Regions from separate parts of the Homo sapiens genome. Here all the other regions are linked to region 1. Evidence: chromatin loops called from intact Hi-C (ENCODE). Cell type or tissue: chondrocyte. All regions are shown on one strand. Each heading gives the region's core, and the rest is flanking DNA. Links, peaks and the distances in the headings are about the cores only.

The links. A loop is a pair of places that touch in the nucleus more often than their neighbours do. Peaks named below come from ENCODE experiments on the same cell type or tissue, not always from the same donor. Only the 100,000 strongest peaks of a DNase experiment are listed, where the experiment ranks them.
Region 2: a loop joins it to region 1, with 3 times the contacts of the local background. A loop is called at or near these places in 4 of 110 quality-filtered maps.
Region 3: a loop joins it to region 1, with 2.9 times the contacts of the local background. A loop is called at or near these places in 17 of 110 quality-filtered maps.

Annotation. Positions count from the first base shown.
Region 1 is chr19:52,330,613-52,340,590 of GRCh38, forward strand. It overlaps ZNF610 (zinc finger protein 610), which reads left to right and starts at 5,631. Exons shown (of 6, transcript NM_001161425.2): 1 at 5,631-5,894. RefSeq lists an enhancer at 7,415-7,915. In chondrocyte, for the core only: a CTCF peak has its summit at 6,000; a DNase peak (open chromatin) is centred at 5,719.
Region 2 is chr19:52,263,596-52,273,573 of GRCh38, forward strand. ZNF766 (zinc finger protein 766) reads left to right here and starts at 5,992. Exons shown (of 4, transcript NM_001010851.3): 1 at 5,992-6,036. The coding sequence starts at 6,019. It overlaps LOC124904763 (a long non-coding RNA gene), which reads right to left. Exons shown (of 4, transcript XR_007067331.1): 3 at 8,240-8,378; 4 at 5,649-6,646. It also overlaps the pseudogene VN1R100P. RefSeq lists enhancers at 5,733-6,278, 6,201-6,495, 6,929-6,998 and a silencer at 5,789-6,018. In chondrocyte, for the core only: CTCF peaks have their summits at 6,212 and 6,875; DNase peaks (open chromatin) are centred at 5,936 and 6,326.
Region 3 is chr19:52,743,619-52,753,596 of GRCh38, forward strand. It overlaps LOC105372452 (a long non-coding RNA gene), which reads left to right and starts at 1,122. Exons shown (of 2, transcript XR_936060.3): 1 at 1,122-1,208. In chondrocyte, for the core only: CTCF peaks have their summits at 4,910 and 5,109; no DNase peak of the experiment used is centred there.

The DNA of each region.
Region 1 (9,978 bases), core at 2,970-7,969:
GGCTTTTTTATTTCCATGGACCCTGGAAGCAGACAGGGGCTCAGGTGGAGAGTGCAGGACACGCTGAGGTCTGAGCCATGAGGGACTCTCAGCAAATTGTACACCTCACGCGACCTTCTGCTTCCTTGAGTTCTGCTCAAAATCTAACTTTTTCCTGACTCTGAGAACCATATGCTTCCAGACCCCTTCTAGATTATGGGAAGGCAAATGGGATACCATGAAGAGACCAAGAAGGATCTATTAATGCACTAAGAGTGAAATGAAGAATGTGATGTCAATAATTGATAGTCTGAAACATTAAATGGCACTTTCTGATATACATGAATGATTAAATAAATAATTGGGAGATAAGAGACCCAACTCCTATGCAGAAAAATTCCAAATAACTCTTGTAGACACTCCACCTCCAAGGAGGTGGAATACACATAACTCCCAACTCCACAAATGCAGGCTGCACAGTGCTGCTTCCTTTTAAACAATACAATATGGCAGGGAGAGAATGTGAGGATTTTTATAGCTGAGAAACCTGACAGACACAGCCTCAGACAGGTGATCAAGGTTGACATCCAAAGGGGATTAAGTAATGTTAATAGTATACACCTTTGATAGGATGTGATAAAAATGGCACTTCTCATTGGTTTTTCTCCCCAGTATACTTAACCTTTGTCTAATCATGGAAAACATCAGACAAATCCCAATAGAGTGGCAGTCCCCAATAACACATTGACAGCCCTGCTACCTAACCAGTACTCCTCAAAGCTGACCAGGTTATAAAAAACAAGAGTCTGAGAATCTGTTAGAGCCAAGGGGAGCCTAAAGACACATAATGGTTAAATCTAATGTGGTGGCCTGGACAGGATCCTGGCAGAGAAAAGGTCAGGGAGCCGAAGGCCTGTGGGACGTGACCAACTCAGCATTCCTCTGGAGGCTATATGATCAAACAGCAAACTGTTTATCAAGAATGCAGGATATGGGCAAACTCACACTTCCCTGCCACCAAAAGGTTTGCTGAGGGACATGTCTCCCTTGCACCGGGCTCCTTGAAGTTATCTAATGAGAAATCTAGCACCTATTATTCAAAGGATGCAGTCTTGCAAGCCTGCTGTGAACCAAACGGCTGACTGACAATTACCTGACAATCACCCTGCCTTTCTCGCTCTCTCTTTTGCCTAATAAATATGGAGGGCTGTGTAAAGCTCAGAGCCCTTGTCCACTAGAGGCAAATATACTCTCTTGTCTTTTATTTCCACATTTGCCCCCTTTGTTCAATCCCCCTAGGTCCATGTGGGTTACAAGTGGCGCCTGAACAGGGACAGAATTGGGTGCTTTATAAGTGGCATCACGAAGTGGCACCCTGAACAGCGACAGTGGCATCCAAACTCGGGACTATGAGGACATAAACGAAGAAGGTCTGCTGGAGCAGAGGAACTGAAATTGACAAGGTGAACAAGGACCCCGGGACGAGTCTGCCGGCAGCGGATATAAGGTCAGTGCCCTAAAGAGGTACTGGGAGCAGTGCTTTAAAGAAGTACTGGGAATGGGAAGTTTTCTGAATCAGGGTAACAAGGGGAATAATTTGTCTATTGAAGAAACATTATTTGCAGTTGTAAAGTTCTGTTGAGACAGTCTGGAGCTCAGGTTAATTTGCAGACACTAACTAACCTCCTGCAGAAGCCCCAAAAAGCTATTATGCGTAACCCATGGTTTCCATAGGCAAGCACTCTTGATGTGGAAAACTGGGATAGAGCAGGAGATGGATTGAAACAGGCTCATCAAAAAGGTTTTAAAGTTGATTCTTCAGTTTTTTCCACTTGGAGTTCAGTTTGTACTGTATTTCTGCCATTATCATCTTCTTATTCTGTGGGACAGCAAGCTGAATCTAAAAATCTGAAAGAATATGTTGCTCTACCCACAGCTCCAACTGAAAATAAAAAACAGGAGAAGGAGGATAAAAATTGGGCTATACAGCCTCCTCCAATTGCAGAAACATTTGTACCACCACCTTCGGTGGCAGAAATAAGAGACCCTAATACAAAGAATTTTATGCTCTGCTGTCATAGCTGGAGAGCCCTTAGGACCTTGCACTTTTCCTATTTCCGTAAGACCTGATCCATATAATCCACAGCAGTTTATTCATGAACACACCCCACTAGAATTTAAGTTGTTGAAGGAATTAAAAACTAGTGTGGTCAATAACGGAGTACAAAGCCCATGGTTCCTGGAGGAAGGAATGCTAGACGTAGAACTCTGAGAACAAGTGAGGAGAAATCTTAACATCAGGCGCAAAGGCATCAGGTCCAATAAAATCTTTAATGTTACGGGCTTTAATTAGATCAGCCTTTGCTCAGTTACACACAGAAGAGCCTAAAAAGAGGAAGGAGGAGAAAACATCACTTGCCTTATCACCTCCTCTTCCCTCAGCCCCAGTATCATCAGGCCAAAATAACAAAGAGGAAATGGAAGTCTTACCTAAGCCTCCTCTTCCAATAGATAGGACAAAGGACAGAGGATACACTACAGCTATCAGTCCCTGTGTTAAGCAGGCAACATTAGAAGGAGAGCTCTTAACCTGCTCAGTAATGCAAAATCGGCAAGGCAATCAGGTGTATGTTTATAAAAAGATAAGAAAAAACGCATTAGAAGCCGAAACTGCGCAGCCAAGCAGGCAGTAGGTGGAAGAAAAGGCTCAGCAGCAGAAAAGCTCCCGGTAACCAAGCCGACAAGGCCTGCCCAGGCTGGCAACATCCCCCTGGCAAAGGAGGGAGGGACCGGCGCAGACACAGGCAAAGCCTAAGAAAGTACAACATGGCTGCCTCCCAGGACCTGCACCGCTGCCCTCTGGCTCTGTGGGCAGCCCGTAGCAAAATTTCATGTGTTACGTCCCAGGCTATGATTCTCTGCTAAGATTTAAGTAAAATGTAAGAATTTGAAAAACCTGCTTTCTAATAATGGTCACTGTTGTTACCTCTCTTCTATCCCTGACGTAGCTTTCCAAATTCAATTTAAGTAAAATAGTAACCTCTGAAGGGAGAGAGATTACAGAGGGCCCATGAATTAGTTAAAGAGTAATTAAAAGCTAGGCATGTAAAACCACACATTACTCTTTAAAGGAGAACTTTAAACCTAATTAAATGGTATTTGTTAAATTAAAAGGTAAAAATGCTGTGCCCTTCTCAGAAAGTGAAGAAAAGTTGTATGTAAGTGTAGTGAAAAACTTATGCATGAATGACTGTCTTAACCTACTGATTACAGATAGTCTTTGATTTGTGCTTGCTAAAAGAGTCCTAAATTGAGTTCTCCAGCTATGGAGTCACTGTTTTCAAGACTGTTTGCCAGATTAAACTCCATAAACTTGGTCACATCCCACAGGCCTTCAGCTCCCTGCAGAAAAGAACATGAGTTAAAACCAAAGAAATCAGAATAAATTATGAATAAGTTGATGGTAGTATATCAACAATGGTTTATAAACTGTAAAACCCATACAAAACTAGTATAAGATGTTAATAATAGGGAAAACGGGTCAGGGTATATGGAACTTGTCTACCTTTTTTGAATTTTTTAAATATAAATCTATAAATCTTCTAAAATAAAGTGTATTAGTTTTTTAAATAACTAATTTAGGCCGGGCTTGGTGGCTCACGCCTGTAATCCCAGCACTTTGGGAGGCCAAGGCAGGTGGATCACGAGGTCAGAAGTTCAAGACCAGCCTGACCAACTTAGTGAAATCCCGTCTCTACTAAAAATACAAAACTTAGCCAGGCATGGTGGCACGTGCCTGTAGTCCCAGCTACTCGGGAGGCTGAGGCAGGAGAATTGGTTGAACCCGGGAGTTGGAGGTTGCAGTGAGCTGAGATTGCGCCACTGCACTCCAGCATGGGTATTGGAGTGAGACTTTGTCTCAAAAATAAAATAAAATAAAGTAATTTATAAAATTAAATGAATATTGACTGGAAACACAGATGAAACAAATTTTCTAGGAAAATGTACTCTACCAATTTTGACAGTAGTAGAGACAGAAAATCTAAACAGAATGTAAGATGAAACATATAAGATGATTTAACAGAGAAATTGCACCAATCTTTCAGGCAGGAGAATCACCTGAGGTCAGGAGTTTGAGACCAGCCTGTCCAACATGGTGAAACCGTGTCTGTACTAAAAATACAAAAATTAGCCAAGCACTGTGGTGCAAGCCTGTAGCCCCAGCTACTTGGGAGGCTGAGGCTGGAGAGTCGCTTGAACCGGGGAGGCAGAGGCTACAGTGAGCTGAAACCGTGTCACTGCACTCCAGCCTGGGTGACAGAGCAAGACTCTGTCTCAAAAACAAACACACACACACACACACACACAATGTAATTTACATCTATTTTTTAAAGTTATTGGTTTTTTTAAAAGCAACAGTTGGGCCGGGTGCAGTGGCTCACCCCTGTAATCCCAGCACTTTGGGGGCCGGGGCGTGGGGGGGGGGTGTGGATCACGAGGTCAGGAGATCGAGACCATCCTGGCTAACACGGTGAAACCCCATCTCTACTAAAAATACAAAAAATTAGGCGGGCGTGGTGGTGGGTGCCTGTGGTCCCAGCTACTCAGGAGGCTGAGGCAGGAGAATGGCGTGAACCCAGGAGGCGGAGCTTGCAGTGAGCCTGGGTGACAGAGCGAGACTCCGTCTCAAGAAAAAAAAGCAGTTGGTGGTGGCCTAACATCCCTCCGGGGACAGGACCCATCGCCGAACGATGGGTATGGTGGCATGTGCCTGTAGCGTTTTTAACACACAGGGAAGCGACCGCCAGACTCTCACGGAGATGCCCCGTTCGTTCTGCCTTGGGCCAGGTAAATACGGATTCCCAGGTTGGCCTTAACCCTCCAACGCGCTTGGCGTTGTCCCTCGGAAACTCTCTAGAGATGAGCACTCTAGAGATGACTCAGTGGACTGGGAAAGGCAGACCCACCTCAATTTGGGTGGGCACAATCTAATCAGCTGCCAGCACAGTCAGAATAAAAGCAGGCAGAAGAACGTGAAAACACTAGACGGGCTTAACCTCCCAGCCTACATCTTTCTCCCGTGCTGGAGATCAGAGATGATGATGGAAAGGGAGAAGATTTCTATTATGTTCTGTGGGCCGTCAGCATGAAATTGCACATGCTACCCAGGCAGGGCTTTGCATTTCACATTTTAACTTGCATCGCCTTCACACAGAATTCCAGGCCTTTTAAATTAAATTGTTAAAATTAGTTTTTATTTACTTATTTATTTTAGGACAGAGTCTACACTGAGTATAGCACTGGGTCTACACTACGCCCAGGCTGGAGTGCAGTGGCCATGATAGCTCAGTGTAGACTCGAACTCCTGGGCTGAAGCGATCCTCCAGCCTCAGCCTCTCTAGTCGCTGGGACTACAGGTGCCTGCCACCACGGCCGGCTTAAAATTGATTTTAATAGCAGGAAATTTCCTGGATCTAATCCTCAACTGACGTTGCTTTGCTCCGGCAGGATCCCAGTTTGCAGAGGGCTGAGCTGCTCCAGCCTCACTGCCAGCAAAACCCGGAAAACAGAGGCACTGGAGGCGTGGCCTAGGGAAGCCCCGCCCCGTCCCGTCCCGGTCCGCTCTCTATGCTGCGCGCGCGCAGTTTTTTGCAGACCCGGAAGCGGATCGCGTGGGTAGAAGGTCACACCGCAGCGCGTCAGTTTCCCTTTGTTTAGATTCAATCTGGGCTTCCCAGCTCCCCCGCGCTTCTGTACCCGGGATCTGAGAGTCAACACAGACCTTGAAATCCCCGCACCGCTCCCTCCACCCCGTGTAAATTCAGGCGTCTCCGTGAGAGTCCGGCGCTCGCTTCCCTGTGTGTTAAAATCGCTCGGCGACGGGTCCTGTCCCCGCTCGTTCTGCCTTGGGCCAGGTAAACACGGATTTTCGAGACTCCTTTCCGCTTAAAACTCTTTACTGACCCAACGTCCTGCCCCGCGCTTTTAAAAGTCCTTACCGCAAGGTGGATTCCCGCCCGGGGAGCCTCCCAACCTCGCCCCCGGCCCCTGAAGCGCAGCGCCGCAGCCCCAGTCCCGGCGGGGGAGGCCGCGTCCTGTACTGGGTCCTGGGACCCTTGAGACCCCACACTTCTAATAATTCAGCCCCACCCTTTTCCTCCTTGATCCGGGCCTTCCTACTCCCCAGGCCTCCCCTTCGCAGCCATCGCTACTCCCGACCCCCGGGTGTGGGGACGTGACTTCTTCTGTCTTAGGACATTCAGGATTCTTCGTCCCAAATTCCATCCCACTAAAAATGTGCTCTTGGCGGAGGTGGGCACCTTATTGTACTCCCCTGCCTATGGATGTGTGGGGAAAGATGGTGAAAGAGTGGCAGGAAATAGAAAAATTTTGAAAAAGAAGCATGAGGGAGATCCATAAGCAGACGGCAGAGAGTAGCTGAGAGATTTACAGAGACAGTGAATGAAGCCGAGAATGTAGCAGGGGGAGAAAAGTAACTGGAGAAATGTAGAGAAAAGCTGGGTCTCCAGAGAGATGAAGATGAAGCAAGATTGGGAGAGGGGCAGAAAGGGGGAGGCTCCTCAGACAGAGTAGGGGAGAGGAGGAGGGATTTGGAGCCAGGGCAGACAGAGCAGCATGGTGCTGGGACAGCAAGAGGGGGCAGCTGATGACAAGGAGAGCAGAGGGAGAACCACAGCATGGGGAGGCCTGGGATCCGGGGGGGCCAGAGAGTGGGGACAAGAGAGTGTAGCAGGGAAGAGGAAATTTAACAGGGAGAACAGAGAGGAAGCAGAGATAGGGAGGGCAAGAAACAGGCAGAATGGAAATTGGGGACAATCAAAAATTGGACACAAAGAGGAACAAGGGGTAAAACAAATTGCCAGAATGGAGCAGAACAAATGGAAGAGAAGGAATAGAGGGAAGAGGGGGAGAAACAGCAGGAGAGGAGAGGGGCAGAAAAATAAGCCAATTCTTATGGGAAAAATGAAGTGAAAAAAAGCAGGAGAAAGAAGGTAAGAATGAGAGAGCTGTACAGAATGAGGGAGGGAAACATACTAATGACAAAAGAGGGGGAACCTGAGTGCAGATGAGCGATGAGTTGATGGACTATTATGATCAAATTGTGATATACTGATTTCTCTAATTGTAATCTAATAAGCACAAAATTTATTTCAAAAGTACAGATGAAGATGAGACTTGCAAAGTTCCTGCCTATAAGGGAAGTGCATTTTATAATTCTTGACATCACAAGTTAGCTTCCATTCACAATCCCTGTTCAGCCAGAGGGCAGTGACTTGCCTCATTCGGGTGTGGGTGAGTGGGTAAGACAGGAGGAAAAACCAAAGCGTTTTTCCTACGCTTACAATCAACACAATAGTGAACACCCAACACAGAATGCCACATCTCTGGTCACCAAAATGTGTTGGGGATTACTTCCCACCCACAAGCAGTTCATCAGACACCACCTGGGTGTTGTGTAATTTAACTCAATTTCACACTAACACTATCTATGTGGAGTTAGCCTCAGATTCTACAGGTTGAGAGCTCAGTTCCACAGGCATGCTCCCACTTCAGGTGCCACTTGCAAGTCCTGGGTTGGGACTTGAACCTTGTGACCAACCAACTATGAACCGGGGGTTCCCATGACCCTTTCCTCACATTTTGTGAATTTGCTAGAGTGGTTCACAGAACTCAGGGAAACTTTTTGCTTAGTTTCACCCATTTGTTACAAACCATATTACAAAGGATACAGATGAACAGCCAGATGGAAGAGCCTTCCTAGCAAACTAATCAAAATGAGGGGCTTTTGGACCAGGCGCAGTGGCTCTTGCTTCTAATCCCAGCACTTTGGGAAGCCAAGGTGGGCAGATCCACTTAAGGTCAGGAGTTCAAGACCAGCGTGGCCAACAAGGTGAAACCCCATCTCTACTGAAAATACAAAAATTAGCTGCGCATGGTGGCGTGTGCCTGTAATCCCAGCTGCTTGGCTGAGACACAAGAATCTCTTGATCCCAAGAGGTGGAGGTTGCAGTGGGCCAAGATCGCACCACTGCAGCCTGGGCAACAGTGAGACTCTGTCTCAAAAAAAAAGGAGGGGCTCTTAGTAAACATGTTTTTTTTTCTTTGAGACGGAGTTTCGGTCTTGTTGCCCTGGCTGGTGTGCACTGGCGCGATATTGGCTCACCACTGAAGGGGTGGCCTGCCCCTCCACACCTGTGGGTGTTTCTCGTCAGGTGGAATGAAACACTCAGAAAAAGAAAGAGACACAGAGCAAAGTACAGAGAAAGAAAAGTGGGCCCAGGGGACCGGCGCTCAGCATACGGAGGACCCGCGCCGGCCCGGTCTCTGAGTTCCCTCAGTATTTATTGATCACTATCTCTACCATCTCGGAGAGGGGGATGTGGCAGGACAAAGGTAATAGTGGGGAGAGGGTCAGCAGGAAAACATACGAACCAAGATCTCTGTCATAAATAAGGAAACGTGCTGTGCCTTGATGTGCATGTATACAAACATCTTGGTGCAGTAAAGAGCAGTATTGCTGCCAGCATGTCTCACCTCCAGCCCTAAGGCGGTTTTCTCCTATCTCAGTAAATAGAACATACAATCAGGTTTTACACCTAGACATTCTATTGCCCAAGGACAAGCAGGAGACAGATGCCTTCCTCTTATCTTAACTGCAAAGAGGCCTTCCTCTTTCACTAATCCTCAGCACAGACCCTTTATGGGTTCCAGGCTGGGGGATGGTCAGGTCTTTCCCTTCCCATGAGGCCATATCTCAGGCTATCACATGGGGAGAAACCTTGGACAATACCTGGTTTTCCTAGGCAGAGTTCCCTGCGGCCTTCCACAGTGTATTGTGTCCCTGGGTACTCGAGACTGGAGAATGGCGATGACTTTTACCAAGCATACTGCCTGCAAGCGCTTTTTAACAAAGCACATCCTGCACAGCCCTAAATCCATTAAACCTTGAGTCAACACAGCACGTGTTTCTGCGGGCACAGGGTTGGGGCTAGGGTTACAGATTCACAGCATCTCAAGGCAGAAGAATTTCTCTTAGTACAGAACAAAATGGAGTCTCTTATGTCTACTTCTTTCTACATAGACACAGTAACAGTCTGATTTCTCTTTCTTATCCCCACACACCACAACCATTGCCTCCTGGGTTCAAGTGATTCTCTTGCCTCAGCCTCTCCAGTAGCTGGGATTACAGGTGCCCGTCACCATGCCTGGCTACTCTTGTATTTTTAATAGAGATGGGGTTTCTCCATGTTGGTCAGGCTGGTCTTGAACTCCCGACCTCAGGTGATCCACCCGCCTTGGCCTCCCAAAGTGCTGGGATTACAGGCGTGAGCCACCGATCCTGGCTGGAAACCATGCTTTTTATCTGCATCTAAACTGAGGGGCAGCCTTGTGGGACTGCACCTTTAACCCGTGGAATCTGTGCCTATCTCCAAGTAGACAGTAGCAAAGTTGAGTTAACCTGTGGGACACACAGCTGCGAGCGTGCCACAGAACTGGTCAGCACGGGCCAGACGCGTTGGCTTAAGCCTGTAATCCTAACACTTTGGGAGGCTGACTCAGGCAGATCACTTGAGGTCAGGAGTTCGAGACTAGCCTGGCCAACGTGGTGAAAAATAAAAAATTAGCTGGGCGTAGTGGCTTGTGCCTGTAATCCCAGCTACTCAGGAGGCTGAGGCAGGGAATTGCTTGAACCCTGGAGGCAGAGGTTGTGGTGAGCTAAGACCGCGCCACTGCACTCCAGCCTGGGCGACAGTGAAACTCCGTCTCAAACATGGGGGAAAACACACATTTTGGTGATGGGCGGCATAGTATTCTGTGCTGAATTTGAGTGTAGTAAAAACAGTTATCTTTTTTCCTTACCTCAAACAGTAAAGGGAAGAGACTTGGCCCACCAGTCTCAGGGCCTGTGATGTCTACTCAATAGTGATGGAATGATCTGTCCCTGCTCCTGGCTGCTGCTGATCCTGAGACTGTACA
Region 2 (9,978 bases), core at 3,808-8,807, 66 kb before region 1:
TCTTTTCAACCCTGAAGATGCCTGTGAATTTTGACAAATCATTGAACCTCTCTGTATCTAAGTTCTTCTTGTCTCTACAAGGAAAATTATGCCAGTGAATCCATCATACAGTTACAAAAATCAAAGAAGGTACCATACATACCACATGATAGGCACGATTCCTATATTGTAAGTGCTATTTAAATGTTATACATTCAACCCTAGAAAGTCTCTCAGCAAAACAAAACTTTCAACATTTTTCGGTAGAATACTGTTTTTCAGTTATGTCATTAATGCAATCTACACCTCGTGTTTTCTGCAGGATCTTCTGGCTCTCAAGACGAATGTCAATCACTAGGAACTGGCAGAGTGGCCTCCAGGGATAGGAGGAATGGTCTATTTATCACAGAATATTGTTGGAATCCTGAAAAATTTCTGTCTTCCTTACCATTGTGCCTTCTTTTATTTAGCAGGGTGCAGATTGAGGTCCACAGATTTGAATCAGAAACACCTGATTATAGCCACTTCTTGCTCATTCTGTTTAAAGGTGTCCCCAAGACACACCTCTGTATGCAGCACCAAGTCAATGGCAGATTTTAGGTGATATAACTTCCTAAATGATTTCAGATTCCAATTTGTTTCTGTCCTCACAGAGTTGGTAGGGTATGACCGTTGGCACCACCTGTGTCTGCAGTGTTTCAAGCCATCATGATAAGCCCCAGGAACTACAGGTGTGTAGAATTTAAAATGAATTATCCAATGTATATTGGGCTTTCCATTTTTCTCTGCTGGACCCTGATACATTGATAAATACGATTTTTTCCAGCCGGGTGCAGTGTCTCACACCTGTAACCCCAGCACTTTGGGAGGCCGAGGTAGGCAGATCACTTGAGGCCAGGAGCTGGAGACCAGCCTGGCCCACATGGCGAAACCCCATCTCTACTAAAAATATGAAAATTAACCAGGCGTGGTGGTGCAGGCCTGTAATCCCAACTACCTGGGAGGCTGAGACACAGGAATTACTTGAACCCGGGAGGTGTAGGTTGTAGTGCGCCGAGATCGTGGCACTGCACTCCAGCCTGGGTGACAGAGTGAGACTATCTCAAAATAAAAAAAAAAAAAAGGATTTTTCCCATGTTTATAATTGCCAGATATAGCAGCAAAAACATCACAAAGAAAACAAGATAGGATACTTTTCTGCTGTATTCATGACAAAATCAAATCAGAGGGTCAATATCTACAACATTGTTATTATTCCCTAATATTTCCTGTGTTTCTTAATCTGTGCCTGTGGCTCTATAAGTTTTCTCCTGTACAGACACAAGTGGAAGCTCATTCATGACCTTAGCACCAATATTCCCTACCCCCACCAAAATTATTTTAACTCCTTTTGGTCTTATGTATTTTTATCAAATTAAAGAGCCATCACAGGTTATAAATCACAGCTCATTGGAATTTTGCAAACAAACATAGCTCTTTATGTAATACATAGATACAAAAACAGAACACTGTTCTGTTCACAAGAGTTCACAAGAAGCTCCTTCTTTGCACTCTAAGTCACTACCTACAACAGTATAATTCTGTTGTTTCTATTTGCAGGAGTGTAACTCTTGAGATTTTGGTTTACATCTCTTCCAGTATTTAAAGGATTAAATTATTTTGGCCTGTTTGCTACTTTATATAAATGGAATCAACATGAATTCTTTTATATTTAGCTTTTATATCTATTCCATTAGAATTTTTGTGTGTGACCATACCTTAATTATTGCATTCTATTAATGGTACTCATTAGCATTGCTTCCTATGATTCCATTGTATGAATAATCAGATGATCGAGTCATACTATTTTTTTGTTTGTTTTTTACTTTTGTTTGTTTGTTTTTGAGATAGAGTCTTGCTCTTGTCACCCATGCTGAAGGGCAATGGCGTGATCTCGGCTCACTGCAACCTCCGCCTCCCGGGTTCAAGTGATTCTCCTGCCTCAGCCTCCTGAGTAGCTGGGATTACAGGCACCCGCCACAACACCCAGCTAATTTTTTTGTGTGTTTTTGGTAGAGATGGGTTTTCACCATGTTGGCCAGGCTGGTGTCGAACTCCTGACCTCAAGTGATCCGCCCACCTTGGCCTCCCAAAGTGCTGAGATTACAGGCATGAGCCACCGCGCCCGGTTGAGTCATACTATTGTTAAAGGCCATGTGGTAATTTTGAGTTTGTGGCTTTTATGAGCAATGAATAGTCCTACCTATATAAACTATGTAACTTATCTTTTGTTGATATATATATGAATTTGTGATGGATAAATTCATAGAAGTGAAATTATTGAAGCATAAATTGACATCTGGTAGGCTTATGTAGCTGCTACCAAACAGTTTTCCAAAATGTTTGTATCCATTTCAGCACCCACCAGCAGCGCATGAGTTCTTGGTTTATTCACAACCTTGCCACACTTAATATTTCCTGTCATTTTCTTTTTTCTTTTTTCTTTTTTTTTTTGAGACAGAATCCCATTCTGTCGCCCAGGCTGGGGTGCAATGGTATGTTCTCAGCTCACTGCAACCTCTGCCTCCTGGGTTCAAGGGATTCTCCTGCCTCAGCCTCCCTAGTAGCTGGGATTACAGGCGCACGCCACCACGCCTGGCTAATTTTTGTATTTTTTGTAGAGATGGGGTTTCACCATGGTGGTCTTGAACTCCTGACCTCAGGTGATCCACCTGCCTTGGCCTCCCAAAGTATGGGATTACAGGCGTGAGCCACAGTGCCCTGCCTAATTTTTTGAATTAGCTGAAATTTTCTTTTGGCCAATATTAAGGTCACTGGTGAATATTCTATGCATGCCTTATAGGGATAAATACGAAATAAAAATGAGAGCCTGCATTCCTCCTTTGAAAATATGGCAAGGCATTTCTCTTCCTCCTCTTTTTGTCAGAATATTTACCTTAGAAAACTTGTGAGTACTTTCTCCCGAAATGTTTATTTTTAGAAACTAAATAAACCTTTTGTCAGCATAATGACCTAGGGATATCTTTCTCAAGGACTTGGGAGACATCTCTTTCAAATGTCAACATCACTAGAGATAGCACCTGTATCTCTCTGTTTCTGTGGGTTGGTAGGAGCCTATCTACAGTGGGTACCTGGCTCCATTTTGTAAAACTACCACCTGTTGTAAACATATAAGTTAGGGTTTTCCCCCCTGCTTCTGAATAAAGCTAATTGGCTAACATAGATGGTCTCCCCAATTACCATGTAAGGTCAGGATGAACAATGTATAAGCAATAGCGCAATCAAGTTTTTGAGGCTAATCAGTGCTTATCTCAAAAACCAGTCTATAATGGGTTGTATAGAAATTATTCTTTTTCCTATCTCCTAACGGATTGCCTCTATTGCGTATGATATTCCTGTTAAATGTTTATTCATCAATAAAATTGTTGGCCAGGTGCAGTGGCTCACACCTGTAATCCCACTTTGGGAGGCCGAGGTAGGAGGATCACTTGAGGTCAGGAGTTTGGGACCAGCCTGGTCAACATGGTGAAACCCTATCTCTGCTAAAAATACAAAAACTTAGCTGAGTGTGGTGGCACGCGCCTGTAATCCCAGCTACTCAGAAGGCTGAGGCAGGAGAATCACTTGAACCTGGGAGGCGGAGGTTGCAGTGAGCCGAGATTGTGCCACTGCACTCCAGCCTGGGTGACAGAGCGAGATCCTGTCAAAAAAAAACAAAAACCAAAAATGTCCATGCTGATCCCTTGAAAATTTTAGAAGCAACAAACTCCCCATATACATAATGGGTTTATAACTTTAAGCTATAATCAGCTTATCCTCTACTTTTTAGTTTCATGAAAAGCTCTGCAATCAACTCATTTCTTTGCTTCAGATCATAAAAGTCAATGCTAAAAGTTGTTTCGTGGCAACATAGCTATTTAGCAATATTGTGTAATATAGACATCTATCTTGTACAGATCCCAAAATCTATCCCAGATACTGCATCTTCAAAAAATAATGCTGACCTAGGCCACCATGGAGTGTGCCTGGAGTCCTAGCTACTTAAGTGGCTGAGGCAAGAGGATGTCTTGAGCCCAGGAGTACATATGCAGCCTGGAAAACACAGTTAGACCCTGTCTCTAAAAAATAATAATAATAATCGAAGTAAAATATGCTGATATGGGCCGGGTGCGGTGGCTCGCGCCTGTAATCCCAGTGCTTTGGGAGGCCAAGGTGGGCGGATCACGAAGTCGGGAGTTCGAGACCAGCCTGGCCAACATGGTGAAACCCCGTCTCTACTAAAAATACAAAAAATTAGCTGGGCATGGTGGCAGGCGCCTGTAATCTCAGCTACTCGGGAGGCTGAGGCAGGAGAATTGCTTGAACCCGGGAGGCAGAGGTTGCAGTGAGTGGAGGCCATGCCACAGCACACCAGCCTGGGCAACAGAGCGAGACTCCAACTGAAAAAAATAAAAATAAAAAATGCTGATATGTCATCTCGTATCCATCTTTGTGACATATCACTATATCCTCATTTTAACCTGCTAATATTTTAAATATGTTCATTTTCATATCTAAACATGATCATACTTCAAGATGGATGAAGGGATCCAAAAATAGGGATATAAGGCCGGGTGCGGTGGCTCACGCCTGTAATCCCAGCACTCTGCAGGCCAAGGTGGGCAGATGATCACCTGAGGTCAGGAGTTTGAGACCACCCTGGCCAACATGGCAAAACCCCATCTCTACTAAAAATCCAAAAATTAGCCAGGCGTGGTGGCACGCGCCTGTAATCCCAGCTACTCGAGAGCCTGAGGCAGGAGAATTGCTTGAACCCAGGAGGTGGAGGTTGCAGTGAGCTGAGATCGTGCCATTGCACTCCAGCTTGGATGACAGAGTTAGACTCTGTCTTAAGAAAAAAAAAGTTGGGGGGGTGAGATATCAGAGAAAAGCATACTTATTAGTACCTGTTAATTCAAAAATATTGCCATAAAATTATTGCCGGCAGACGTAAGGCTATTTAAAATTTGATAATCTAGTTTTACTTCTATCAGGGTTCTATAAAAGAATAATCGGCCTACCAAATACACTTAGAATTACTGCAGAGTTATTCTTTAGATCAATAAATACAATTGTCTTCTGAAGACTATTTTAAGGGCTTTGTTATCTACAGGGGCCAGTACATTGAAGAAGAGAAAACAAACAAGATTTAAGAGATTATAATTTTTAAAATAAAAAGTATGTTTACTTATTACTTTCAGAATGCACCTAAAGTGAATCTGAAATTACAGTATTTTTAGAAAATATTGACCTAAGCCTCAGCCTCCCAAGTAGCTGGGATTATAGGCGTGTGCCATCACGCCCGGCTAATTTTTGTATTTTTAGTAGAGACGGGGTTTCTCCATTTTGGTCAGGCTGGTGTCGAACTCCTGACCTCCAGTGATACGACCGCCTCGGCCTCCCAAAGTGCTGGGATTACAGGCGTGAGCAACCGTGCCCGGCCTCTATTGCTTTTTTAAAAGCAATAGCTGGTGACCTGACTTCTCACCGGCCTTAGCACTCCACGCCCCAGATGTGGCCCAGGAAACTCTTTGGAACTCTCTACTCCAGAGTGAATGGGGAATAGAAATGGAGAGGATTTCTATGCTATTCTGTGGGGCGTCAGCGTGAAATTACACATTCTGCACAGGTTGAGTTTGCATATTGTATTTTAGTTTGCATTCCTTTCACAGACAATTTAAGGGATTTTCAATTAAATTTCTAAATTTTAATTGAATTCCTTAATTTTAATTGTGGGAACTTTCCTGGATCCAAACAACAGACGTTGACCCTCCTAGTGAGATCCCAGGTCACAAACCGTGGAGCGGCTCCAGCCTGACTGGCAAGTGTGGCTTGCAAAACGCGGAAAACCGAGACACGCCCAGAGATAGGAGGAGGGAAGTGCAGGCCCCGTCCAATAAGTATTCAGGCCCCGCCCGCCACGTCGCTGGCCACGCCCCGGCCCGGCCTCTCCGTTCGCGCGCAGCCGCCTGCAGACCCGGAAGTGGATGGCGTGGAGATATGGCGCAACTGCGGCGCGTGAGTTTTCCTTTGTTTAGATTAAGTGTTCGCTTAGCGGTGCCCTCACGCTTCTGTACCCGGGATGTGGGGGGCGGTACAGACCTTGAAATCCCCGCACCGCTCTCTCCACCCCGAGTAAATTCATGCGTCCCGTCAGAGTGTTAAAATCGCCCTAGGGCTGGTTCTGTCTCCGGTCGTTCTGCCGTAGGGCTGCGTAGGCAGCTGCTTTCGCGCCGTTTTCCTGCTTAAAACCCTTCAGTGACCCCTCCGCCAGCCCCGCGCCACGTAAAGTCCCCGCCTGCGAGGCGGATCCACGCCCTCCGGGTCCCAAGCCTCGTCCTTGTCGGCCCCTGGGGCGCAGCGCCGCAGCCGCCATTCGGGAGGGGCCGCGTCCTCTGCCTGGTCTGGGGATTCTGCAGACCCCACCCCTGATCTGCCTGCCGCCGTAGTCCTCCTTGGGCCGTTCCCTTCTGTCCCCAGGCCTTTTCGCAGTCACGGCTTCTCCGGATCCTGTGTTGGGGGAGGTGGCCGGGACCTATCTCAGGGCACCCAGTGTTCTTCCGTCCCAAATTCCTCCCATTGGAAACTGTGCTCTTGAGGAGGTGGGTATTTTATTCCAGTCCCCTCCCTGTGAATGTGAAGTGAAAGAGAGATGGAGAGCGAGGTAGAGGAAACAGAAAAATTTAGAGAGAAAATAATGAGGAAGATCCATAACAAGACGGCAACGCAGAGGGAGGGTGAGAGATTTGCAAAGTGAAAGAAGCACCCCAGGAAGTAGCAGGGAGAGAAAAGCAACTCGAGAAATGTAGAGAAAAGTTCTATTTCTAGACAGATGAAGGACAGCAAGGTAGGGAGAGGGGCAGCAAAGCGGGAGGCTCCTCAGACAAAGTTGGGGAGAGGAGGAGGGATTTGGAGCCAGGGCAGACCGAGCAGCGTGGTGCTGGCACAGCAAGAGGGGGCAGCCGGTGACAAGGAGGGCAAAGGGAGAACCACCCCAGAGATCTGGGGTTGCCAGACAGTAGGGACAAGGGGGCGTGACAGAGAAGAGGGAATTTAACAGGAGGAGCACAGATGGGAGAAGAAAGAGGCAGAAATATATGGAGATTGGAGACAATCAAAAGATTGGAGAGAAAGAGCAACAAGAGGAAAAAAATTGCAAGATGGAGCAGATGAAGTGGAAAAGAAGGAATAGAGGGAAGAAGGGGAGAAACTGCGGGAGAGGAGAGGGGCTCAAAATCTCGGCTCACTGCAACCTTAGCCTCCTGAGTTCAAGCGATTCTCCTGCCTCAGCCACCCGAGTAGCTGGGACTACAGGCGCCCGCCAGCTCGCCTGGCCAATTTTGTATTTTTAGTAGAGACAGGGTTTCACCGTGTTGGCCTGACGGGTCGTGAACTCCTGAGACCTCAGGTGATCTGCCCACCTCGGCCTCCCATAGTGCTGGGATAACAGGCTTGAGCCACCTTGCCCGGCCTCCTCACATTTTATTAATTTGCTGGAATGGTTCCCAGAACTCAGAGAAAATTTTACTTAGGTTTACTATCAGTTATAAAGGTTATTACAAAGGATACAGGTGGAAGAGCCATCCTAGCAAATCAAAATAGAGGAGTGTGTTTTGGAAACCGTTAATTTTATCCATATCTGAGGTGAGGGGCAGTCTTGTGGGACTGAGTCCTTAACTGGGATCTGATTCTATCTCCAGGTAGATACTATCAAAATTGAGTTAAATTGTGGGTCATCCAGCTGGGAGTGTGCCAGAGAACTGGTCAGTATGCGGAAAAACACGTGCACATTTCCATCTCAACCAGTAAAGGGAAGAGATCTCCAACCGGCCCACCCACCTGTCTCAGGGCCTGTGATCTCTACTCAGTAGTAACTGGGAATGGTCTGTCCCTCCCCCTGGCTGTTGCTGACCCTGCGATTGTGCACCAGGTGCCAGCCCTACTCACAGTCTCAGGACAGTGTGACATCCTTCCTCTGGCATCACCAATATTTACTTCAAGGGATTACTTTGGTTAGTGCACCCACATGGAGGTATTGTCCATGAAAACACACACAGACACACTGGCTGGGTGCGATGGCTCACGCCTGTAATCCCAGCACTTTGGGAGGCCAAGGCGGGTGGATCACTTATGGCCAGGAGTTCCAGACCAGCCTGGCCAGCACGGTGAAACCCCATGTCTACTAAAAATACAAAAATTAGCTGGGTGTGGTGACACGTACCTGTATTCCCAGTTACTCCGGAGGCTGAGGCAGGAGAGTCACTTGAACCCAGGAGGTGGAGGTTGCAGTGAGCCGAGATGGAGGTTGTAGTGAGCTGAGATCATGCCACCGCACTCCAGCCTGGGTGACAAGAGTGAGACTGTCTCAAAAAAAAAAAAAAAAAAAAAGCACAGATGAAGCCTTCATTTTCTTGCCACTCCTCCATGATTAAAATAAAAAATATTCTATTAATTACATCTCTCCCTGTAGTGAGTACCCCTCTTCAACGCTCCATTTGAGAACACAGTACACTAAAATCTTGTTTATATTTCTGTCTTCAGTCTTGCCTCCAGTTCTTGATTTACCCCCTTCCAATTAAGCTTTCACCTCCACCATTCCTTTGATCCTTTTTTCCCAGAGGTACCAGTGATCTCTGTGTTTCGAAGTCCAATTTTGAATTTCCTATCCTCATCTTTTCGTCTTAGCAACATGTTGCACAGCTGATCATTCCCTGTTCTTTTTTCTTAGCTTTGAAGACATCTCTAAGTTTAATTACTTTGTTTCAGATTTTTGTGTTACCAGTTTCCTCTGCTGGTGTCTCCTGAAGCTGTCTTCTCTGAATGTGGGAGTGTCCCATGATTTAGGTCTTTTTCATTTTTGTTTTTGTTTTTAAGACACGGTCTCAGTCTGTCACCCAGACTGGAGTGCAGTGGTGCAATCATAGCTCCCTGCAGCCTTGAACTCCCGGGCTCAGGAGGTCCTCCTGCCTCAGCCTCCCAAGTAGCTGGGACTCTAGGTGCATACCACCACACCTGAGTAATTTTTTTATTTTTTAGTACAGACTGGGTTTCCCTATGTTGAATAGGCTTGGATCTCAAAACTCTTCTCATCTCTTTTCACACACACTACCCTTCCTTATCATCTCATCTCATGGCTTTGAACCCCATCTACCTGTCTCCATGTGCCCTGCAGACCTCTGCCCTGAGGTCTAGAAACCTGTGTTCAGTTGTCCCCTCACTTCTCTGCTGGGACATCTAACAGGCATCTCCACCTTCGTATGTGCCACTTTCTGAACTCCCCCAAATGCATTCCCCTGCAGTCCTGCACATCTCAGATGAGGGTGACCCTGTACTTCCTGGGGCTTAGCTGAACTTGTCATATGTTCAAAATATGTAAGATGTTACATTGTAAATACATTAATATATTTTTTTTTCGAGACGGAGTCTTGCTGTGTCACCAGGCTGGAGTGCAGTGGTGTGATCTTGGCTCACCATAACCTCTGCCTCCCGGGTTCAAGCAATTCTCCTGTCTCAGCCTCCCAAGTAGCTGGGACTACAGGCGTGCACCATCACGCCCAACTAATTGTTTGCATTTTTAGTAGAGATGGGGTTTCATCATGCTGGCCAGGATGGTCTCGATCTCTTGACCTTGTGATCTGCCCGCCTTGGCCTCCCAAAGTGCTGGGATTACAGGCATGAGCCACCATGCCCAGCCTATAAGTACATTAATTTATAACATAAATAATTACATAGTTACTAAAACAGATGAGGAAATTTGTTGTTTCTGAAATTCTTTGGAGGTATGGGAGAGAAATGTTGGTGGCCTCATCCCTGTGTGATCTGCATCCCAGGACCTCTCTGAGCTCATCTCCTCCCTGTGTCCCCCTCGTTCCCTCTGCCGCAGCCACACAGACCTCTTTCCTGGGGCCAGGGTTGCTCCTGCCTCAGGGCTTCCACCTGGGCTGTCCCTCTGCCTGGACA
Region 3 (9,978 bases), core at 2,373-7,372, 410 kb after region 1:
GGCCAAGGCAGGCAGATCACTTGGGGTGAAGGGTTCAAGACTAGCCCGGCCAACATGGTGAAACATCTCTACTAAAAATACAAAAGTTATCTGAGCATGGTGGCATGCACCTGTAGTCCCAGCTACTTGGGAAGCTGAGGCAGGAGAATCACCTGAATGCAGGAGGCAGAGGTTGGAGTGAGTCAAGATCCTGCCATTGCACTCCAGCCTGGGCCACAGAGCAAGACTTCATCTCAAAAGAAAAAAAGAACCTCAAAAGATCGCAACCATTTGTGCCTCACTTATCTGTGACCTGGAAGCCCCCTCCCTGCTTCAAGTTCAAGTCTCCCTGGCTTTGTTTAAAGTTGTCCTGCCTTTCCAGACCAAACCAACGTACTTGTTACTATATTGACTGGTGTCTCCCTAAAGTGTATAAAATTAAGCTGTGCCCCGTCCACCTGGGGCACATGTCATCAGGAATTCCTGAGGCTGTGCCACGGGTGTGTCCTCAACCTTGGTGAAATAAACTTTCTAAATTAACTGAGATCTGTCTGAGAAGTCCTGGGCTCACAGCTGCAATGTCAAATGCGGATCTGTGTGAGATCACAAAGGTTTCCACACAGAAGGTGATACCAGAACAAACACCTAGGGAAGAAATGATGCTTGTCACTTGCAGCTGAGGGGACAGAGAGTCCTAGGCAGAGGGACAGCTCAAGCAAAGGCCCTGAGACAGGAGCAATCTCAGCCCCAGGAAGAGGAAAGTGGCCCGTGTGGGTGGAGCAGTGGAAGAAAGGAGGGCACAGATAGATGAGGTCAGAGAGGTCCTGGGGGCACAGATCCATAGGGACAAGGTCTTCAAACATTTTTCTCCCACAACCCAAAAGAATATTGAAAACCAACTCTGATCCCAGCTATTCGAGAGGCTGAGGCAGGAGAATCGCTTGAACCCGGGAGGTGGAGGTTGCAGTGAGCCGAGATCGCACCACTGCACTCCAGCCTGGGCCACAGGGCGAGAGTCAGTCTCAAAAACAAACAAACAAACAAACAAACAAACTGAGCACTAACCTCTCGAGAAGAAAAGCCACACACTGTATTTTGCCAGTCATTTCAGGGGTCACTGTCACTGTGACTGAGCTTTTCCAGTCTTATTCCTCACCTCTATGTTAAGGGGGGCTCACTGAGGCTCACAACGGGAGACATTTCACCAAGTTATCCTGAGAAGCTCTGAGGTGAGTAGAAAATAGGTGTGGCTGACTCCCACGAGATGGCCTGGAAGGGCCAATAGGCTGCCTTGGTCTTCCTCCTCTGGAAAATTGCAAGATCAGACGGGAGTCGTGGCCCAGCTGGGTAATCCCAGCACTTTGGGAAGTTGAGGCAGGCAGGTCATTTGAGCCCAGAAGTTTGAGACCAACATGGGCAACAAGGGAGTCTGGTTTAATAACTATATTTCCTACAACTAGCATATAAGGGGGCTTTACACAACTTTGCAAAGGAACTGTTAGACTGGAATTTAGGTCGATAGTATAAAATGGCTTACGATCTCTTGTTTCTATAGCTTGATTTCCAGACCAAATTTTAATGCGGTATGAGGCCACAGTAAGACTCTATAATTTTGGATGTTCAGGACCAGAAACAGAACTTATTATCTTTGTTCTTGGAGTAGAGATTTTTTTTTCTCCCCATTCCCAAGGGTAGAAAGACGGCAATTTTTTGTGCTTATGTTTGGCTAAACTTTTTGTTAAGTCACTGTTAACAGCTGGACTCACTTCTGCACTGGGACATGACTGAGTTTGTCCTGTGCAATTGTGGTAGAATTGACCTCGAGGTGCCCAATCTATAATAGTTCCGAATTTATCATTTTGTAATATCACCGCACTATTGGCCACACATTCTTCCCAAACTAAAACTTTTGTGTCTTTTGATCCTTTGGGATTTTTTGGGGGTAAGGCTTTCCTTTAGGCCTAAATTTTAATGATCTTTGATAAGAAAAGTCTTGTAAATAATTTACCTGTGGCCTGAGTGACATTCCACTTACCGCGTGATTAGTGAATCTACTGGTGGTACCGACAGTAGGTACTTCTACCAACCAATTTTTGACTGCAGGCATTAAACATCCTGGTGCTCTCCCGAGGCAAATAGGAGGATAATGATACCCAGTGGAAATATTTATCATCATTCCTTCTTCCTCAGGTTTGGCAGGGCAACGATCATCTGTGGGGCCAGGTACCCATACACTATTATTAACGTATACTTCAATAGGATTATCCATCCATGAGACTGCCCGAATTAAGGGCGGGAAAGGCACATAGGCCCAGTAGGTATAATTAGCTGCAGCTGCTCCTGCAGGCGTGGGGAGACTTACCACCGTTGATACAATCATCAAAGCTGCAAGCAGCGTGTTCTCTGGAGTTTGTGTCACCTTTGTGTTCTCTAGGCTTTTTTAAGCTAACTGTGTCAGCTTTTAAATTGTGCCCAAGTTGGCAGCTCCGCCTTCGTGGTGGATGGCAACTTCATCTGTTTTTTTGACATCACCATTTTGTTTATCTTGTGAGTCAATGGTGCTCGATTGCGGTGTTTCCGTCTCTGTGGAGGCGCTTTTTTTTTTGTTTGTTTGCATCTCTAATGGGTTCATTGTAGAACTTTAAATGTCTAGTGGGTATCTAAACAGGAAGCTGATTTTCTCCTGGTGAAACACAAGCAAAACCTCTCCCCCACGTTACCACCTTCCCTATTTCTCATGTCTTATTGTTGTTGTCTTTTTATCAAATCAGTTTTCCTTCACGTAGGCTGTTCTTTTTACCAGTAAGATGTTGTTTTGCAGAGGTAGTAGTCTGATTTCTATAAGTGTTTAAAACATTTAAAGTATAGAGTGCTAGATTAAGTTGCATCTGAGGAGTGGTACACTCCTTACTGTCTCCCCCTTCTCTTTAACTGAGTTTTGAGTGTTCTATTAGTTTTTTTAACTATGGCCTGTCCTTGGGAATTATAGGGAATTCCTGTTTTGTGTGTAATTTTCTACTGATTTCAGAATTTTTGGAAAGCTTTACTATAGTATCCAGGTGCATTGTCAGTTTTGATTTTTTTCTGGAACTCCCATGACAGCAAAACAAGATAATAAATGTTTTTTCACATGGGAAGTACTTTCTCCTGTCTGGCAAGTTGCCCACATGAAATGTGAATAAGTACCAACTGTTACACGGACACATCATAATCTTTTAAATGAAGGTACATGTGTGACATCTATTTGCCATAATGCATTAGGACATAGACTTCTGGGATTAACTCCTGCCTCTTGAGTGGGCAGGTGTAGGACTTGACACTGGGTGCAATGTTGTACAATATCTTTTGCCTGTTTTCATGTGACATCAAATTTGTTTTTTAATCCTGCTGCATTTACATGAGTCAAAGCATGAAGTTCTTGTGCTTTTATGAATGCAGATGGTACCAGTAAGTCAGCTTGTTCATTTGCTTTAGCTAAAGGCCCTGGTAAATTAGTGTGTGCTAAAATATGAGTAATATGAAATGGGAAATTTTTTTTTCAGTTTGTTGTAATAAACTGAACAGCTCGTTTAACTGATCATCTATGCTATATTTAATTAGAGCTGTCTCAACATCCCTTGTAGCCTGCGCTACATATGCAGAATCTGATACAATATTAATAGGTTGATCAAAGTCTTATAACACTGTAATGACTGCAACCAACTCTGCTCTTTGAGCCGATTGATATTGAGTTTTGATGACTCGCTGTTTTGGCCCTGTGTAAGCTGCTTTTCTATTGCTGGAAGCATCAGTAAACACTGTCAGAGCATTTTCCAAAGGTTTATGTCTGGTAATTTTAGGTAAAATCCAAGTAGTCAATTTTAAAAACTGGAAGATTTTTGTTTTTGGGTAATGATTATCAATAATTCCCACAAAATTAGTAAGACCAATCTGCCATGCATCAGAATTGATAAAGGCTTGTCTAACCTGTTCCTTGTTTAAAGGAACAACTATTTTGTCTGCGTCATTTTCACACAATTTTATTATTTGTAATCTTGCCTGACCAATTAATGTAGCTATTTGATCCAAGAACAATGTAAAAGTCTTAATTGTACTGTGAGGAAGGAATGACCACTCCACAAGATCAGTATTTTGAACAATGATGTCTGTTGGAGAATGTGCAGTAGCAAAAATCAAAAGTTGGAGTGGGGTTAAGGGACCTTTGTGCTGACTGATTTTTTTCTTTTACTAACTTAATTTTTTTTGTTGCCTCTGGGGTTAATATTCTTTTACTATTTAAGTCTGGGTCCCCTCTTAAGATAGAGAACAAATTTGACATGGCATAAGTAGGAATGCCTAGAGTTGGCTGAATGTAATTAATATCTCCTAGCAAGTTTTGAAAGTCATTTAATGTTTTTAATGTGTCTTTTCTTATTTCTACTTTTTGTGGCTTAATTTTTCTATTTTCTATCTGCATCTCTAAATAATGAAAAGGAGTAGAGGTTTGAATCTTATCAGATGCTATTGCCAGTCTTGCGTTGGCAACCTCTGCTTGCAGAAATGTGTAACAGTCAGTTAATTTGTCTCTTGTTTCTGCAGCACACAAAATATCATCAACATAATGAATGATATAACAGTCTGAAAACTTATCTCTAACTGGTTGAAGAGCTTGACCTACGAAAGTCTGACAAATAGTTGGACTATTAAGCATTCCCTGAGGTAACACTTTCCACTGAGACCTGGTGGCTGGTTCCTTATAATTTATGGCTGGTATAGTAAAGGCAAATTTTTCAAAATCTTTCTCCACCAGAAAAATGGTAAAAAAGCAATCCTTTAGATCAATTATAATTAAAGGCCAGTCTTTTGGGATCATGACCAGAGAGGACAACCCGAGTTGAAGAGGCCCCATGGGTTGAATGATGGCATTTACGGCTCTTAAGTCAGTTAACATACACCATCTGCTGGATTTTTTCTGAATTACAAACACAGGAGAATTCTAAGGAGAGAAAGTGGGTGAAACGTGTCCTTTTTAAGTAGTTTTTTAACTATTTTATGTAGCGCCCCCAAATTTTCCTTAGGGAGCAGCCACTGTTTGACTCAGACAGGATGCTGCAAGGCAAGTCTGAATTGCTCCTTCACCATAATGAACTGTAAGTTGGGCAATAATGGGCACAGCGAGCCAAGTTGCAGTGAGCCTAGTTTCAGGCTCCCTCCCCCAGCACTCACTTGGCTGAGGAGGAGGTGGCCATCGTGGTTTTAGCCCCTATGACCCCGATGATTCTGGACCTTTTTCTTTTAACTTTAATGTTTCAGAATATATTACCTCTTGTAATTGATTGTAGTCAACATTTTGCTTTGACCGACCCATTACAGACTCTGCTACATATTTACAATGTGAACTTTCCGTTCCTTTCTGGGATTCTGTCCCTGTCTCTTCTTCACAATCTATTACATAGCTTTTAGGGCCATCAGAAACTGAAACGCTGTCTTCTCCTGTTTGAAACGGTTTTAAAGCTGCTTTAATAATGGCCCAATCATTCCATACCATAAGTGGGATGATTTTACCCTCCCTACTTCTCTGTTTTAATTCTTTGCCAATTTTTTCCCAATCTTTTAGATCTAAAGTTCCCTGTTCTGGAAACCATGGGCAGAATTGTTCTATTGTTTCAAATAGCTTGATTAGATTTTCTGTAGAGACTCTAACTCCCCCTTTTCTTAAAAGAATTTTAATAAAGCTGAGATAAGAGGCATATTTACTTTTAGCTTGTCCCATTGTTACCCTGGCTTTTTTCGAGCTCAGGAGCTTACCGCAAGGCTGACCGTAGAAGTACTTGGGAATCTCTCGTTGACTTGTCCTCAATAACCACGCTCAAGCGTAGGTTTACCCTAGAGAAAAGCCCCACATTAGACACCAGGTGAAGGTGGCCAGCCCCTCTACACCTGTGAGTCTTTTTTGTCAGGTGGGACGAGAGACTGAGAAAAGAAATAAGACACAGAGACAAAGTATAGAGAAAGAACAAAGTATAGAGAAAGGACCGGCGCTCAGCATATGGAGGTCCTGCACAGGCACTGGTCTCTGAGATTCCTCACTATTTATTGATCATTATCTCTACCGTCTCAGAGAGGGGGATGTGGCAGGACAATAGGGTAATAGTGGGGAGAGGGTCAGCAGGAAAACATGTGAACAAAGATCTCTGTGTTATGAATAAGTTTAAGGAAAGGTGCTGTGTTTTGATGTGTACGTACACAAACATTTCAGTGCATTAAATGGTAGTATTGCTGCCAGCATGTTTTACCTCTAGCCCTAAGGTGGTTTTCTCTTATCTCAGTAAACAGAACATACGATCAGGTTTTACACCAAGACATTTTATTTTTAGGGAGGAGCAGGAGACAGATGCCTTCCTCTTATCTTAACTGCAGAGGCCTTCCTCTTTTATTAATCCTCTTCAGCACAGACCCTTTATGGGAGTCAGGCTGGGGGACAGTCAGGTCTTTCACTTCCCATGAGACAATATCTCAGGCTATCACATGGGGAGAAACCTTGGACAATACCTGGTTTTCTGAGGCAGAGGTCCCTGCGGCCTTCCGCAGTGTATTGTGTCCTTGGGTATTTGAGATTAGAGAATGGGGATGACTTTTACCAAGCATACTGCCTTTAAGCACTTTTTAAACAAAGCACATCCTGCACAGCCCTAAATCCATTAAACCTTGAGTTGACACAGCACATGTCTCTGCAAGCACAGGGTTGGAGCTAGGGTTACAGATTCACAGCATCTCAAGACAGAAGAATTTCTATTAGTACAGAACAAAATGGAGTCTCTTATGTCTACTTCTTTCTACATAGACACAGTAACAGTCTGATTTCTCTTTCTTTTCCCCTCACTTATCTTTTCTACCATCTGACCATTTTGTTCAGATCTGCTGAACATAGTGTGAACGTGACACATAGACTGAGAAGTGCAATTCAAGCTAAATATCCCTTAGGGGACCAGTCAATAATGATTCCATGGGAATCATTGTGCAGCACCTCTGCCTGTTCTGCAATGCAATCTTGCTAAACAAATACGTTCATTTTTTCTAACTGAGTCCAATCCTGTTTACAAATAGGTTTTTGGGGGTTGTATGCCTCAATTACAGGAGCAGATTTATTATGGTAAATACTGAGATCAGAAAGCATGTGTAACTGTGTCATACAGTGATTTACATCCAGGCATTATTACCAGCTAAGATTGATAAATATGCCTAATAAGTACAATTGTTCTCTGTGTCAGCCTTTGTTGAAGGAATACTCACAGAAATGGTGATCACTGCCATCATAGCTACCATTAAATTATTCACTGTGAGTGGTTGTCCTGCTTTCCTCAGGTTGTCTTCCTGGATCTGTGACAGCTTCTTGATCTGTCTCCAGGTCGGTGGCTGTATTCGATGGGTGTTGCTCGTGACAGTTGGGGTCCTCCTCGGCACCAGCCTTGACATGGCTGCAACCGGGGGGGTCCTCAGGATCCTCCCGGAATCTCTTCCTTGGCATCTGGCCCATGACAAGATTTCAGGTGTCTTGATGGTATCCAAACTGACTGATGATTTTGGCCTGGAGAAACACAAGCATAACCTCTACCCCAAGTTATTATTTTACCTATTTCCCAAATTTTTGTTATTGGATCTCTCTGCCAAATCATTCTTCTGCTTCTGTCTTTGCAGCTGGTTTCTGTAGATGCTGTTCAGCTGCTGATAACATCTGGCCTTTGGGCAGGCTCAAAAAATTTAAAGTTAATAATGCCAGATTCAGTTGCTCCTGTGGTGTTCCATATTCTCTGTCTCCCCCTTTCTGCTTTTGCAACTGCTGTTTTAGGGAGAGATTCATTCTTTCCACTATGGCTTGTCCTTGAGAATTGTACGGGATACCAGTAATGTGTTTAATATTCCTCATAGAGAAAAATGTAGCTAGAACTTGGCTAGTATAGCCTGGGGCATTATCTGTTTTTATAGAAGCGGGAATGCCCATCACCACAAAACACTGCAAAAGATGACATTTAACACAGGCAGAAGACTCTCCTGTTTGGCATGTAAGCCCAGACAAAGTGAGAAAAGGTGCCCACACATACATGTACATAAGCTAGTCTCCCAAACGAGGGAACATGTGTGACATCCATTTGCCAAACCGAGTTAGGTTCCAATCCTTGAAGATTAACTCCTCCTGTAAAAGATGAGGAATGTATCATTTGGCAAGTTGGGCATCAGTGGATAATATTTTTAGCTTCTTTCCAGGTAATGCTGTATCTGCATTTGAGACCAGAGGCATTAACGTGGGTTAAATGGTCAAAATGTCTAGCATTAGATATTGCATTAGCAACTAAGTGATCAGCCATTTGATTCCCTTCAGTCAAAGGTCCTAGAAGAGGTGTATGAGCCCAAATGTGAGTGATGCAAAAATGGTGCATTCTACTTCTAACTGCTGTTTGCAATTGGGTAAATAAAGTCATCAGTTGTTCATCTGTATGAAATTGTAATTGAGCATTTTCAATTAACTGTGTGGAATGAACCACGTATGAAGAATCAGAAATCACATTAATAGGTATATCAAAAGCAGTCAATAACTCAATTACAGCTACTCAGCTTTTTGAGCTGAAGTATAGGGCGTCTGAAAACTTTACTTTTTGAGCCAAACTAAGAAGCTTTACCATTACTAGACACATCTGTGAAACAATGAAAACGCTTAGCAGGCTGCAGGTTGTTTACTGCAGGAATTGTAAATGCAAACCATTCACAGTCTTGTTCAGCTAAGGGGATAGTAAAGAAACAGTCTTTTAAATCTATGACTACTAAAGGCCAATTTTTGGAATTTTAGTAAGAGAAAGCAATCCTTGCTGTAATGCTCCCATAGGTTATATAGTTGAATTGATAGCTCTTAAGTCAGTTAACATCCTCCATTTACCTGATTTTTTCTTAATTATGAAAACTGGAGAATTCCAAGGGGAAACTGTTGGAGCAATATGCCCATTTTCTATCTGTTCAGTAACTAATTTCTCTAAAGCCTCCAGTTTCTCTTTACTTAGTGGCCATTGTTCTATCCAAATTGGCTTATCTGTGAACCATTTTAAAGGTATAGGTTCTGGAGGCTTAACAATGGCCACCATCAAAAATTATTTCCTAATCTTTGGCGGGAACTTTTTAAACCTTGCAAATTTTTTTGTAGTCCCATACCAGGGACATACCCCATTTCATGCATCATATGTTGACTTTGAGGGCTATATAATTGTTCTGGAATTAGAACTTGGGCTCTGCATTGTTGTAATAAATCTCTTCCCCATAAATTTATAGATACAGAAGTTATAATTGGTTGAATAGTCTCGGGTTGTCCATCGGGCCCTTCACAAGGCAAAACAGAACTACTCTGATATACTTCAGGGGCTTCACCAACTCCAACTATGTTAAATTGAGTGGGTTGAATTGGCCACGTGGACGGCCAGTGCTGTAGAGAAATGATTGAAATGTCCGCTCTTGTATCTACCAAACCTTTAAATTTCTTTCCCTGAATAGTTATTTCACAGGTAGGACATTTATCAGTAATTTGGTTGACCCAATAAGCTGCTTTGCCTTGTTTATTTGTGCTTCCAAATCCTCCTGTTCGTTTAATTTCACTTTTTCCCATTTCCACATATGGCACAATCAGGAGCTGTGCTATGGGCTCTCCTGGCTCTGCTTTCCAGGAAACATAAGTAGGTATAACAATTTGAATTTCCCTATTGTAATCTGAATCAATGACTCCTGTATGTATTTGTACCCCTTTTAAACCTAAACTAGACTTTCCTAAAAGTAATCCGATTGTACCCGCTGGCAAGGGTCCACAGACTCCTGTTGGGACCTTTTGCGGGGGTTCCCCAGGTAGAAGTCTCACAGCTTTTATGCAGCATAAATCTACTGTGGCACTACCGGCTATGGCGGGGGACAGACATTGTACAGGGGTGAGGGAATGGTCTGAGCTGGAAATGCCCCCGTTTAGAATGGGGCCCGGGACAGGCC